Linked DNA regions of Homo sapiens: region 1 is linked to region 2. A link is an interaction called in ENCODE POLR2A ChIA-PET data of the cell type or tissue named here. Cell type or tissue: GM12878. All regions are shown on one strand. Links, peaks and the distances in the headings refer to the core of each region. The heading gives the core; the rest is flanking DNA.

The links. Peaks named below come from ENCODE experiments on the same cell type or tissue, not always from the same donor. Only the 100,000 strongest peaks of a DNase experiment are listed, where the experiment ranks them.
Region 1: POLR2A ChIA-PET joins it to region 2 with 5 read pairs; 2 of 35 experiments call an interaction of 5 or more read pairs at or near these places.

The regions. Positions count from the first base shown.
Region 1 is chr9:131,577,187-131,581,186 of GRCh38, reverse strand. It overlaps RAPGEF1 (Rap guanine nucleotide exchange factor 1), which reads left to right. Exons shown (of 27, transcript NM_001377935.1): 26 at 796-924; 27 at 1,540-4,000. The coding sequence ends at 1,690. Among named protein-coding and RNA genes, the nearest start is that of PRRT1B, 34 kb to the right of the region's middle. RefSeq lists enhancers at 1,759-1,838, 2,039-2,168, 2,199-2,248. In GM12878, for the core only: no CTCF peak of the experiment used is centred there; DNase peaks (open chromatin) are centred at 2,026 and 2,246; H3K27ac peaks cover 1,307 bases.
Region 2 is chr9:131,638,780-131,647,137 of GRCh38, reverse strand. RAPGEF1 (Rap guanine nucleotide exchange factor 1) reads left to right here. Exons shown (of 27, transcript NM_001377935.1): 4 at 3,721-3,899; 5 at 8,347-8,358. Among named protein-coding and RNA genes, the nearest start is that of RAPGEF1, 97 kb to the left of the region's middle. In GM12878, for the core only: no CTCF peak of the experiment used is centred there; no DNase peak of the experiment used is centred there; H3K27ac peaks cover 2,408 bases.

The DNA.
Region 1 (4,000 bases), core at 1-4,000, 64 kb after region 2:
CTTTTTTTTTTTCTTTTTTTGAGACAGAGTTACGTTCTTGTTACCCAGGCTGGAGTTCTTGTTACGTTCTTGTTACCCAGGCAGTGGCGCAATCTTGGCTCACTGCAACCTCCGCCTCCCAGGTTCAAGTGATTCTCCTGCCTCAGCCTCCCGAGTTGGGATGACAGGTGTGCACCACCATGCCCGGCTACTTTTTGTATTTTTAGTAGAGACAGGGTTTCACCATGTTGGCCAGGTTGATCTCAAACTCCTGACCTCAGGTGATCCTCCCACCTTGGCCTCCCAAAATGCTGGGATTACAGGTGTGAGCCACCACACCCAGCCTAGCTGTTCTCAAACTCTTGAGCTCAATCCTCCTGCCTTAGCCTCCTATAGTACTGGGATTACAGGTGTGAGCCATTGCACCCAGCCCACCACACCTGTTAATAAAAGGAGATCTCTGCCCCTGCCCCCTGGTTTGGGTTTTGTTATTTTTTTTTTTTACTGCTCATTTGTTAATGTTACTTTAGCAGCCCACAGCTTCGCCCTTATGGGTTGAGCCATGGCAGCCGCATCACCCTCAGGCTCCTCATCAGCATACTGGCTTCCGAGGTCCCCAGCAGGTGCTTGTGGAGCCAGAGGCCAGAGGCTGAGGCGGGAGTTTGTTCTGGGAAACAGACACCTCAGACTGGCTCTTTGGTTTGCTCTGGGGTTTGGAAGCTGCTCACTGCGAGTCCTAGCGCCTGACACATGTCTCTAGCCCTTGCTGCTTCCAAACCCCGTAGCAGTAACAGGCTGCCTAACCCGTCCTCCCAGGGGGCTGATCCTGCAGGACCTGACCTTCGTTCACCTGGGAAACCCAGACTACATCGACGGGAAAGTGAACTTCTCCAAGCGGTGGCAGCAGTTCAACATCCTCGACAGCATGCGCTGCTTCCAGCAGGCGTGAGTGCCACTGCCCCGGGGGGACCAGGCAGAGCTGAGCCCCGGGCCACACACAAGGAGAGACAGCCCGGGACACCGAGGGGAGGGGGAGCCACAGAGGACCCAGGGACCTGCCACTGCTGAGATATAGTCCGGGCCCTTCAGTTTCTGCCAGGATGACTTGAGAGCATGCCCACCAGGCTCCATGCCAGGCCTAGCCTGGCCCTGGGCCTGGACCCCGTGACAGCACAGCTCGTCCTCCCATTTTACACACCAGAAGCTGGTGCCCACCTTGCTGTGAGAAGGGCCTGACAAACCCTGGCCTGCCTGACTCTGAGGCACCAGAGCTCCCCCAGGGCGGGCCCTGGCATGCGTTGTTGGGGGCAGTGGGATCACCTGGGGCCCCCTCCCTGTGAGCAGCCCAGCCTCAGGGCCCTGTTTGTGCTCCATGTGCTGGTGGCACCGTCTCTGAGCACTGGTGTCCCCTCTGTCACATTGGTCAACGGTAGCCCCTGCAGCATCCGTTTGCTGCGAGGCTGTGGGGATGGTCCCCGCGGCACCTTCCAGGAGGGTGGCGCCATCGGGCCATCCAGCCCACACAGGTGCTCACTGACTGCTCCCCATCCCCTGCACCAGGCACTATGACATGCGGAGGAACGACGACATTATAAACTTCTTCAATGACTTCAGTGACCACCTGGCTGAGGAGGCCCTATGGGAACTGTCTCTGAAAATTAAACCCAGGAACATAACAAGGAGAAAAACAGACCGGGAAGAGAAGACCTAGGAGCAGACGCCGGGATCCAGGAGAATGCTCGAGGGGCGCAGAGGGCAGCTCCCAGACCGGAGAGGACCTTGGACCTGTTAGGCGCATGGCAGGAGTCCCGGCCTCGGAGCCATGAGGCTGGCCAGCCCTCAGCGGGGCCGGGCGGGAGCTGGAGCCTGCCAGCCGCTTCCTGCCTCCTTCCTCTGTGGGAGCAGACCCGTGGGCCTCAGGGCAGCCAGCAGGCAGGTCTTGTTGCCAATTTACAAACCGGTGGTTTTCTGGTTTGGTTTTGTTTTCTGCTTTTACTTCCATCTCTCCCCTCTTGACCTTCCACCCACTCCCCTCCAGGGAGAGAGCAGCAGAGACCTCATCAGCAGACCAAGGAAGTGGTGGGTGCTCCCCCTCCCTAAGCTCCAGGGTCCCTGAATCTTCTGAAATCTCAAATGAGTGGAGGCCTCCTGGGGTGGCCTGTCCTGCAGGGGCCCTGGAATGGGGGCAAGCAGCTGGGTGGGCAGAATGCAGAGTAGACTCGGGGGAGGATCCTTTCACTTTCCGCTTCCCCTTCTGATGCATGGAGGATGGTGTGAGCTTTTCAGCAGGCCCGGAAAGGTACGCAGGTGACGCCTTAGCAGCCCCGCAGCTGGTGCTCTGCCCCGCGGTACTGGCGCCATCAGGGCCTCCCTTGCCCGCCTGAGAGCAGCAGCAGTCTCTGTCATCCCGTCGCCCCTTACCCCCCACCCCAGGCCACTGGGCCCCTCCCACACCACCTGGGGAGCTGAGAAGAGGAGGCTGGAGTAAGGGAGGACTTGATCATCCAAGAAATACTTTTTATTGCTGGGAGTCTTCTGAACCTCACCAAACTGAGGCCAGAGCTGAGCTCCTGGGGGAGTTAATTCAGAGGGGAGAGGCCAGCACCTCCCTCCTCCATCGCTCGCTGTGTGCCTTAAACTCCATCTCATGTCCCTCCCCATCCCCTGGCTTTCCCTCCCTCCTTGCCCCATCCTGGGCCAGCCAGCAGGGCTCCTCCTCTGGCTCTTCAGACCTTTCAGCCAGTGCTGTCAGTGCCCCTGGGAGGGAAGGGCATCCCTGAGGCACCCGAATGGTCCCTCAGGGTGCAGGGAGGCAGAAGCCTGGCCACAGAGGAGCCTCCTAAGGCAGCAGCTGCAGCAAGCGCACCCTCTCCCCACTCTCCCCACGCCAGAGCGGCTTCCAGAGCAGATGCTGTTTCCATCCTCCTCGTCAAAACCATTCTCGCTGCTGAGCTTGACAATCTGGGCAAGGCTTGTGGGGCGCTTGACAAACAGAATCTGCCCTGTGCCGCCTGGTTCCGTGGCCTCCAGCATGAGCCTGCAGGCAGGGCGCTGCGGGAACCCAGTTGTGCTGCCCCAGCCCATGCCTCCGGGTCTGCTGTGCATGAATGAGTGCTCACTTGTCCCGGGTTTAGGACGTGGTCAAGTGAACAGCAGGGTCTAACTGTGCTTACTTAGCCCAGTTCAAACAGAACAAAGGAAAAATATAGAAAGCAACATCTGTTGATCATTTAGGTTTTTTTTTAAACCACCATGTCACTTTGAGTCCTTCATGGGTTTTTGAACAGCATTTATCAAGAAGAAAATGTGGGCTTTTTCCCCTCTCCCGTGTTTTGTTTGTCCTGTAGATAGAGGGAGGAAAGCCGTGCAGTGGCAGGCGGGACCCCCTCTGGTGGCGGGACCCCCTCTTGCGGTGGTCTTGCGGGGCCAGCCGGGACCTGTCACTTTATTATTTAAGGAGTGTGTGTGTAGAGTCGCTGGCTTATTAACAGTATTGTGTGTGGGTTGGGTTTTTAGTTTGTTCCTTCTTTTTGAAGTCCCTTCATTTCAATCCTTGACTCTCTCTCCCCTTCCCTTGCCCAGCTCTGTTGAATGCTGCTGTGCGCGTGTGAGGGCCGCTCTGCACACAGGGCCCTTGGGTTGTGTGAACTGAAATTCTCCCTGTATTTGTGAGACTCGCAGGAGTCCCCATCTGTAGCACAGGCAATGCCAGTGCCATGCTGCAGCCTCAGAAACCAGGCCTCTCACTCCAGCAGCAGGCAGAACCGTGTCTGTGGTCGGGTGCTGTCCACAGCTCTGTCTGCCTTGTTCTTGGGCTTGAGCTGGATAGAGGTGGGGTCTCTTCACCTTCCCTGAATTCAGAACAGACCCTGTGCCTGGCCCCAGTGTGCCCAGGCAATTCCCCAGGCCCTCACTGGGAGCCCTTGGTGTTCTGAGCAGCAGGGCCCAGGCAGCACATGAGCAGTGCCCAGGGGCTCCCTGCGTGAGGACGGCAAGGTGCGATGTATGTCTAACTTATTGA
Region 2 (8,358 bases), core at 2,376-6,375:
GTCTAGCAGTGAGCTGCAGAGTGTTGAAGTTGTAGAGGAAATTTAGCCATATACTGGGTGTCCAAAGGTATAATTACAATGAGCAGTGAGCAGGGGGTCCTGGGAGGTGTTAATGCCCCATCTCTGAGGGCATTTGGACAGAGATTGGATCCGAGTGCTCTTGGGTGGATTCCTGAAAGCCTTTCCCCTTCAGCTCTTCCAGGGAGATGCTGCTGCCGGACAGCCTGGTGGCAGGTGGTGATTTGGTGCTCTCATTGTAACCAATGTCTGTGTTCGACATGTCTTCTTGCTAGGCCTCACTGTTCTGGACTAATAGGAATAATGTTGCATTGCCATTTTTTTTTTAATCCTGCAATTCTAGTTTTTTATTATACTGATTGTGACTTGCCCTCCCCCTCACTCCCTGGCTTTACCCACATTTTCAGGGTACACTGTCCTATAGTGTGGAAATGAGGCTTATGTTGCTGTGGAGAGGGGAGGCACCCAGGCTGCAGATGGGACAAGGAGTGACAGAGCAAGTCGGGTGTCCCGGCTGCGGCACGGCTGTGGGGAGAGAACTGTCTGGAGAGGAGGGCCAGTTTTCCTCACCCTCTTCCCCGCCATCTCCTGTGGCAGCACATGGCTGTGGAGCCACAGCCTGGGCGTCAGAAATGAATATGGCCCACGGGGCAGGAAAGGCGATGGGGATTTTATGTCCATCTCTGCCATCGGGGTCTTAGTTTACTCGTTTGTTAAATGAGATCTTTTTGACCAGGGGATCTCAAGTAAACTTTTTAACTTCAGCACATTTCTGATCTGGTCTTTATTCTCCTCTCTATCTCTCCAGGCTCTGAACTCAGACAGACCAAGTTCAAATTCCATATCTGTCACTACAGCTGTGTGGCCTTAGGCAAGTTGCTTAACCTCCCCCACGTCCCACTAAGCCTCAGTTTCCCCACCTGTGAAATAATAGTATCCACTTCACAGGGTGGTTGTAACCTTTAAACAAAATAGCCTATATAAAATCCATAGCACAGTGGGTGCCTCCATGTCCCCGATGAGTGGTAGCTACGATCTGGCCTCTTTCTTCCCTTTCAGATGTTCCCATCCTAGGCCCTCTTTCTCTGCTTTATTACTGGCAGGTATATGGTCTCTGGTGTTGGTATAGTGCCTGTTAAATGTTGTGAACCACTTCATATGCTTTCTCATTCAGTCCCCCACAGTCACCTCTTTAGTTACACGGGGCAGATGTTATTCTCCCCATTTTGTGGGTGACAAGCCCAAAGCCCAGCAGTTGGCTTTGTCTCTAAGCCATCCCCAGACACGGACAGCCTCATTTAGTTTCCAGGCTTATGTGGACCAATGATGGCAATCCATCCCCCACAGCAGGAGGGGTGCGCAGGTGAACGCACCTGCCCTCGGGTTATGCAGCGAGGCAGCTTCAGCAAAGCCAAGGCATGGAGTCCCCAGTCCGAGCCAGTGCTGGATGTGGCTGTGTGGCTGTGAACTCTCACTGCTGGCTGCATTCACAAGGATCCCCAGCTTGACAGCTGAAAGGCTGGAGAATGCACAACACCCAGAGGCCATTAATTCTGGGAGTAGAATCTGAGTTCACGGAGGCAGCCTGGCTGTGCTACATTGTTGGCTCCTTTAGGAGGAGCCCAGGACAGCCTGACTCTTAAACAGCTGATTTGATCTCTCTGCAATGACAGAAAAACTCTCTGCTCTGAAGTGCCTTGCCACTTTCGAGTGCCTCCCATCTTCAGATTAGCCACTTTCTCCCTGTGTGACCTGATGACACATTTTCTTAAAATGTTTCCTGTTCCTCAGCAAGTTTCATCATTGCTGGTCTCTAACACTTTCTGATGTGCTAAGGTGGCAGTGTTACTGTCATAGTCCTCTTCTTGCCTGGTTGACCATGGCTTTAGGCACATCTGAGGTCTGTCGGCACTGCGACTCCTTCACACTCAGGTTCCTCCCTGCCCCGGGCAGATGACATGAAGCAGAGAGCTCTTGTCCACGAGGTGGAAAAGTAAGCGCCCAGCCTCTTGGAAACAGACCGTAAACAAATCTGTCAGGTAGTGAAAAGAGAAAAATAAAGCCAGGGTGCAGGACCCAGGGATGGGGATGAGGAAGGGCACTTCCCCCACCATGGGAGAATTGTGTCTTCTAGTCTGCAGGACACCTTGTGGGAAAGACTCAATGAAAGAAATGACTGGGTCTTTTGTGCATTGTCTGACTAAAGTAGCCATTTATATATTTTTCTTTTGACATTCCCATGAAATAAAAGCCTCTACTATTGAACATTTTTATATTTAAAATGATATTCTGCACCTTTTTTTAAACTTTATTTTTTTAATTGAGACGGTGTGTCACTATGTTGCCCAGGCTGGTCCTGACTCCTGGGCTGAAGTGATCTGCCCACCTTGGCCTCCCAAAGTGCTGGGATTATAGGTGTGAGCCACTTCACCTGGCCAATCGGCACTATTTTAGAAGAAAAGAGCTAGTATTCAGAATCATAAGCACTTTTTATTAATTTCTACCATTTGTTTGTCTGTATATTGTTTAAATCACCTTTTTCTAGAAATTATCTTCTTGCCCTCAGTTTTTATTTATATCCTCTAGACCTCTGAGATCCTGCAGGTGGCTGTTTGCCTCATACACACCCCTCTTAATTTGCACTAGACATGTAATCGACTACTTGAGTACACTGTCCATTTTGGGATTTATCCATTCTGTAGACTACTCTTTTTTTTTTTTTTTTTAAAGGACAGCCTCCCAAACCAGAACAGGTTCAGAGACTCCACTTCTGTAGATTACTCTTAGCCTCCTTTTCCTGCCAGCCAGCTGAGACCTGGATCATTGACATCAGGGCAAGTAGAGGGGAAGTTGGAGAGAAGAACAAAAGGGGTGTGTAGACCCACCAACTGGATCCAAGGCCTCCCACGGTCAGGGAGAAAAGCTTGGGGTTGTGGCTTAAACACTGGAAAGCGCAGGGCTCTGTATTTTCCCTTTCTCTCAGGTGGGCTTCTCTCAGGAGCAGAGGGACCATGAATGCTGCTAGCGCCCACTGCATGAGTCGTGATTGAATCTTGAGAATCACGGTCATCTGCTCTGGCTTCTCTGCCTTTTCTCCCCAGATTTCCTGCCCCTTCTAGCCCTGGGAGCTTCCAGGCCCTTGAGGAATAGCATATCATTTCCTTGAGTGGGGGCTTCAGTGGGGTGAACAATCTGGGAACCTAGTGAGGAGTCCTGAGGGAATGGGTTTCAGCCCCTCATGCCCTGGACCAGTCTTACACAGTCTTTCAGATCTTTGAAACAAAAGCCTGGAGCTTCTTGATGTGATTTACAGGATACAGATGTACCATGGGCCTTGACTGGTGCTTCTCCAAGTCATCAGCAAATTAGTCCTCACTCTAGTTAACAGGGTTAGTGGTGGTCTGTCAGTGTGGCTGATGAGGACAGACAGGAGGATAAGTGGTTTTCAAGACCTCAGGGTCTGGAAAGGGAATTCAGAAATTTCTGAATGAGCTATCTTGGTCCAAGCCCCCTTCTTCCTTCAGCTCTACCCTCTGTCTCCTGATTACAATCCTTAGAAAAATGATCTGGCTTGGTTTCTGTAGCAAGAGCCTTTCCATTCCTATCGATCTCAAGCTGGTTTAAAGAAAATGTTCCTTTATTTTTTCAAAATAGCTCCCTTTAATCTCTCTCCTCCTCCTTATGCCTAACGTCTCCTTTCAGAACCTGAGCTGGCTGGAGGAGAAAGAGAAGGAAGTTGTCAGTGCCCTGCGCTACTTTAAGACCATTGTGGACAAAATGGCAATTGATAAGAAGGTACTGGAGATGCTTCCAGGGTCAGCCAGCAAGGTGCTGGAGGCCATCTTACCCCTGGTGCAGAACGATCCTCGAATTCAGCACAGGTGAGTGGCTCTGAAGTCTTTGGCTGTGTCAGAACAATGGAAGCCTTAGAAGCATCTTGGTTTGGTGGCACTGGAAACTCAAGGTTCCTAGGAACAGTCAGGAAAAGGACTCCATCACCCCTCATCCTTCCCCTGACCACTCCCCCCACAACTATCCCGTGATGCCATCTCAGAGTTGAGGTCACTATTACTCCTGAAGCCCGGGACACATCTCTGCCATCCCTAGGGATGTGGCCACAGTGTAAGTTTGTGGTCATTGCAGAACTTAACTGCGTCAAGCCAGGACGCCTCCCGGACATGGAGCCTGGATTCACTGCGGGTGGGAGGAGCCTGTTTTGAATGAAACTTTTTGAGTTTCATTATCTGTCAGGTGGAAGCTACTGTTTCCACTCATCGCCAGAGGCCCAGACTGAAGAGCACCAGCAGGGCCTCCATCTGCATGAGTCTCTTCACAGACTTCACTGCCAGGGGCTGGATTGCAGGCTCACAAGCTAAGAGTTTTTTAGTACCTTAGACCTTGGGGGTTACACAGCAGCCTGGAGGCTGCACAGGGAGGCGAAGAAGCACAAGCTGGGAGAGAGAGAAGGGACCCTATGGACCAGCGCCGCTTTTGGGGTTATTGGGTCCAGGGCGGGCCTTATCCAAACAGGCCTCCTGCAGGGAGCTTTAATTGGTGGGTTTAAAGCAAGCAGGCACGTGTTCAGGAGGCGCAGCCTTTGACTAAGAGGTGGTTGCTTTAAGTTCTCAGGCAAATGGTCTGTTTAAAGGATCAGTAGGTAAGCCAGGAGCTAGCCTGCTGGCGGGCAAAGATGCCTGTAAGTTTCTGTCTCTGGCCACCAGCTAGAGCCAGTCGGGTAGGGTGTAGTATTAGGAACCTTGTCAAGGGTTCGTGAGCCCTGCTTCTGGTATGAGAAAGCTAAACATATTTTAAAACAGATGCCGAGGCAACATAAAATTACAAGCACTCGCTGCAGGGGACATGGAGCCGGCCTTTGCCCCAAGAAGCTTTTGTTGGGTAATACTTTTATTGCTGGAGTACATTTTCCTCTTAAAGGTTAGCTAGCAGCTTGTCCTGTATTTATTGTTAAATGTAAAAAGAAAAGCACTACCAAATGTAATCTGAAATGAAAGCCTAGCAGGAGCTTTTTCTTAAGAGGCTGGCACATGTTTTGTTTTTCTTCCATGGTACCTGTTCAGGATAAATGCTTCTCTGTCGCAATTCCGCAAGATGACTTAGTGTTCATTTAGCCCCATGAGGCTAAGCTTTTATGAACTGCTTTCAGAACTTGGCAATGAAGTTCATAGTTTTCTTCTTCTGGGGGATAAAGCAAATAGTGTCTTTATTTACAAGAAACTCTCTGCCCTGGGGCTTCCTCCCTGGAGTTTCAGCTGACGCGTGGAGACTGTGGTCTTTTGGCCAGAAGCTCGCTGGCGCTGGTTGGTGACGGGAAGGAGGCAGGGCATGCTTGTCTTCACTGTCTTTCCCAGAGTCAGTCCAGCTCCGGCTCTTAGAAGTGTTCGGTGCTGGGCTCCTAGGAGCGCATGTGCTGACGTCATGCCACAGCGAGATGTATGGATTCCCTCTTAGAACATGTTTTTGTGGACCTAGTCTCATGTGGTAGTCTCTGCCTTGGAATAGTTAAAGCCTAGTTGAAACAAATCAGCTCCCTCTGTTCTACGATAAAGCACTTATTTTACGGTACAGGGAGGAAGCTGTGTTGGAGTTTGAAGAAGGGAGAGTTACAGGGGTGTTGGAGTTGATCTGATGAAGCCTCTTGACTGAGTAGTTCCTGGAGCCCGACCTGAGGGAAAGCAGCAGTTGGATTGGCAGTGGGGGCAGGAGAACAAGAGCAAAGGAACTGAGGCCACTGGGCCTGGTGTATCCCGGGGAGGGGAGGGCGGCGACTCGGGCAGTCATGGGCAGAGGGTATATGTCCTAGAGCATGGACGAGAGGGGAACAGTGGGAAGAGGCGACTGATCACCCTGCACCCTCAGGCGCTAAGCCTCTTTGGGAGAGTCCAGGATAGCGTCCCCTGGACCCTCACACCCAGAGTGTATTGCTGCTAGAAGTGTTGCTTCCCAGAGCCAGGCTCTGCTTGGAGGTCACTTGCAAACCCTGGGTAAGAACTGATGAAGTCACATGGTAATGGCTGGGGGTATTTTTTGTCTATTGAGGGGTGGCTCTTAATTGACATTGAATGTCTATAACCATTTCCTAGAGGAGAAAATGGGAAGTGCCTGGGTGTGGCTGTAAGGACCCATGAAATATGGTTTGTTTTCTGGTAGTCCTTTGACTAATCCCATTGAAGGGGTTTTCCTTCTGAAATTCTTCCAGGCTAGTGGAGGTGGTTTTCTTGGTCTCCCACAGTGATTGGAAATACCTCCTCAGATGCTCCTTTTAGATGCTTTGCATTATCTCTTTCCTCCCTAAGTGCAGTTTGCGAGCTGGAAGGTCCTTTCTCGTTTCTTCCGTGGGGCAGGGAGTGGGGGGTCCTTGCAAACAGGCCCTTTGCCGCCCTCACCTCGGTTCCTGAGACAGTGATAGGCTGGCCTCCAACAAGCAGCTGGCTCTTAGCATGAGCTTTGAATGGAGGATTCCCGAGTGAGGCACGCAGAGGCCCATGTGAGAGCGAGAGTCACACTCGTCACATGCGGAGGGCTTTGCTCCATTGTGGAACTGAGCCAGCAGCTGGGCCTCAGATGGCATTTTTTATAGTCCTCAACTTTCCTTCCTTTCTTATGTCTTAGCCCCTTGACACAGGAATATTCTGCTTCCAAGCTAATGACGGGAAGGCTGGACATAATTCCAGCACCTTCCGGGAAACGTTAGCATCCAATGCAGGTAGAAAGGAAGTAGTGAATAAAAGTGTTTCCCCTCTTTCACCTCACTGTTACCAGCAGTGTGACAGTGAGATGCTTTCTCCGGTGGAATCCTCCTACAGCACATCAGGGGAAGGCAGCAGGCTTCTTTCAAGATGCCTCACCTGGCCTTGCCAGGAAGCAGAGCGAGGTCCAGCCCAGCCGTTAGAAGCACATTCCCCTGCAGGATCAGATCAGCTCTGGTCCAACCCCCGGAGAGACTGCAGGGTCTTTGTTTTCCCCTCTCCGTCCTCTTTCCTAAGAGAGTAGTTCCAACAACAAATACTTTTCATCCATATAATCTTCTAAAATACCCAATCCTGGCTTTCTCAGGGCTCCTTTAGGAATTTTGTTTGTTTGTTTCTAATGGACTTGAAAAGTTTGCTTTCATTCCTGCCGACCCTTTTCTCCTGTTGGAACATGCAGAGTGGAACGCCTGGCTAAATGGAAACTTTAGATCCTTGCAAAAATTGTTTCCTCCTTGCCTGATTCTGAAGAGCTTCTCATTAAAGCACTATTTGGTTCACATTTTTGTTCTAAATAGCTTTGTTTTTAGAACCTGTTTTAATCATATCTTACAATATTATATATTTTCCTCAAAGTTATATCTTTGGCTCCTAAATCTGCATCATTTTGGGGTGTTTTTTTGTTTTTTGTGTGTTTTTTTGGAGTAGAGGAGGTTGCAGCACATAAATTTTCTATATTGTTGCTCTTCCTCTGTGATAATTGTTTGAAATGGAAAAATAATCCTTTCCACAATTCCTAGGGAAAATTATCTTTAGTTATTTAAAAATACGTGAAAGATGTAAAAATTCTCCATTCGGCTGCTACTCTACAATCATTGAGGCACTCAGGGCTTCTGTCTGTGGGCGCTGGCATCACAGTGTAGCTGGTAGCGTGGTCTCTCTCTCACACACACACACACACACACACACACACACTCACCTGCGTTCCCATCCTCACATCCCCACCACCATCACAGGCCCCGTCACCCCTGATTTGCTATTCTCAAAATAGTCTTCATTCGTGCGCTCCTGACGTCTGTCTCATCGTTATAGTGCAGAAGATGATGAAGCTGGCCCCGTGACGGAGGAATTCTAATAAACTGCAGACCTGTTTTGAGCTCATGACTGTTAAAATTCCGCAAACCTGTCGGCTCCTTGTGGCACATCTAAAATAGATTTGATTCTAATTGCTAACAATCAGTATACACTGCTTGGACCTGGTCTAGTGATTAGCAGCTAGAAGGAGGGGAAGATGGGGCACTCCTTGAGAGATGTGATCAGAATCTTGTAGAAGGATGTGAAGTTTGAAAAAGCATCTTAACTATCGTGGTGGAATTTTTGTAATGTTACATTTGGGAAATGAAAAAAATTTTGAAACACAGATTAGAATATAAAGCTCCACAAAATCTTTGTTGGATGTATGGAAAAAGTCTCATGGGAGAAGTTTGCTTATTAAAAGGCAGTATGGATTTTGCACAAAGAAAGTTGGAGAAACACACCCTTGTCACCGAGAAGCTGGCTCTGTGCTAAGTGATGGTCATGCTTTAGATTTTCTTTTTTTCCATTCTTCTCTTCCCTGTAGCTCAGCCCTCTC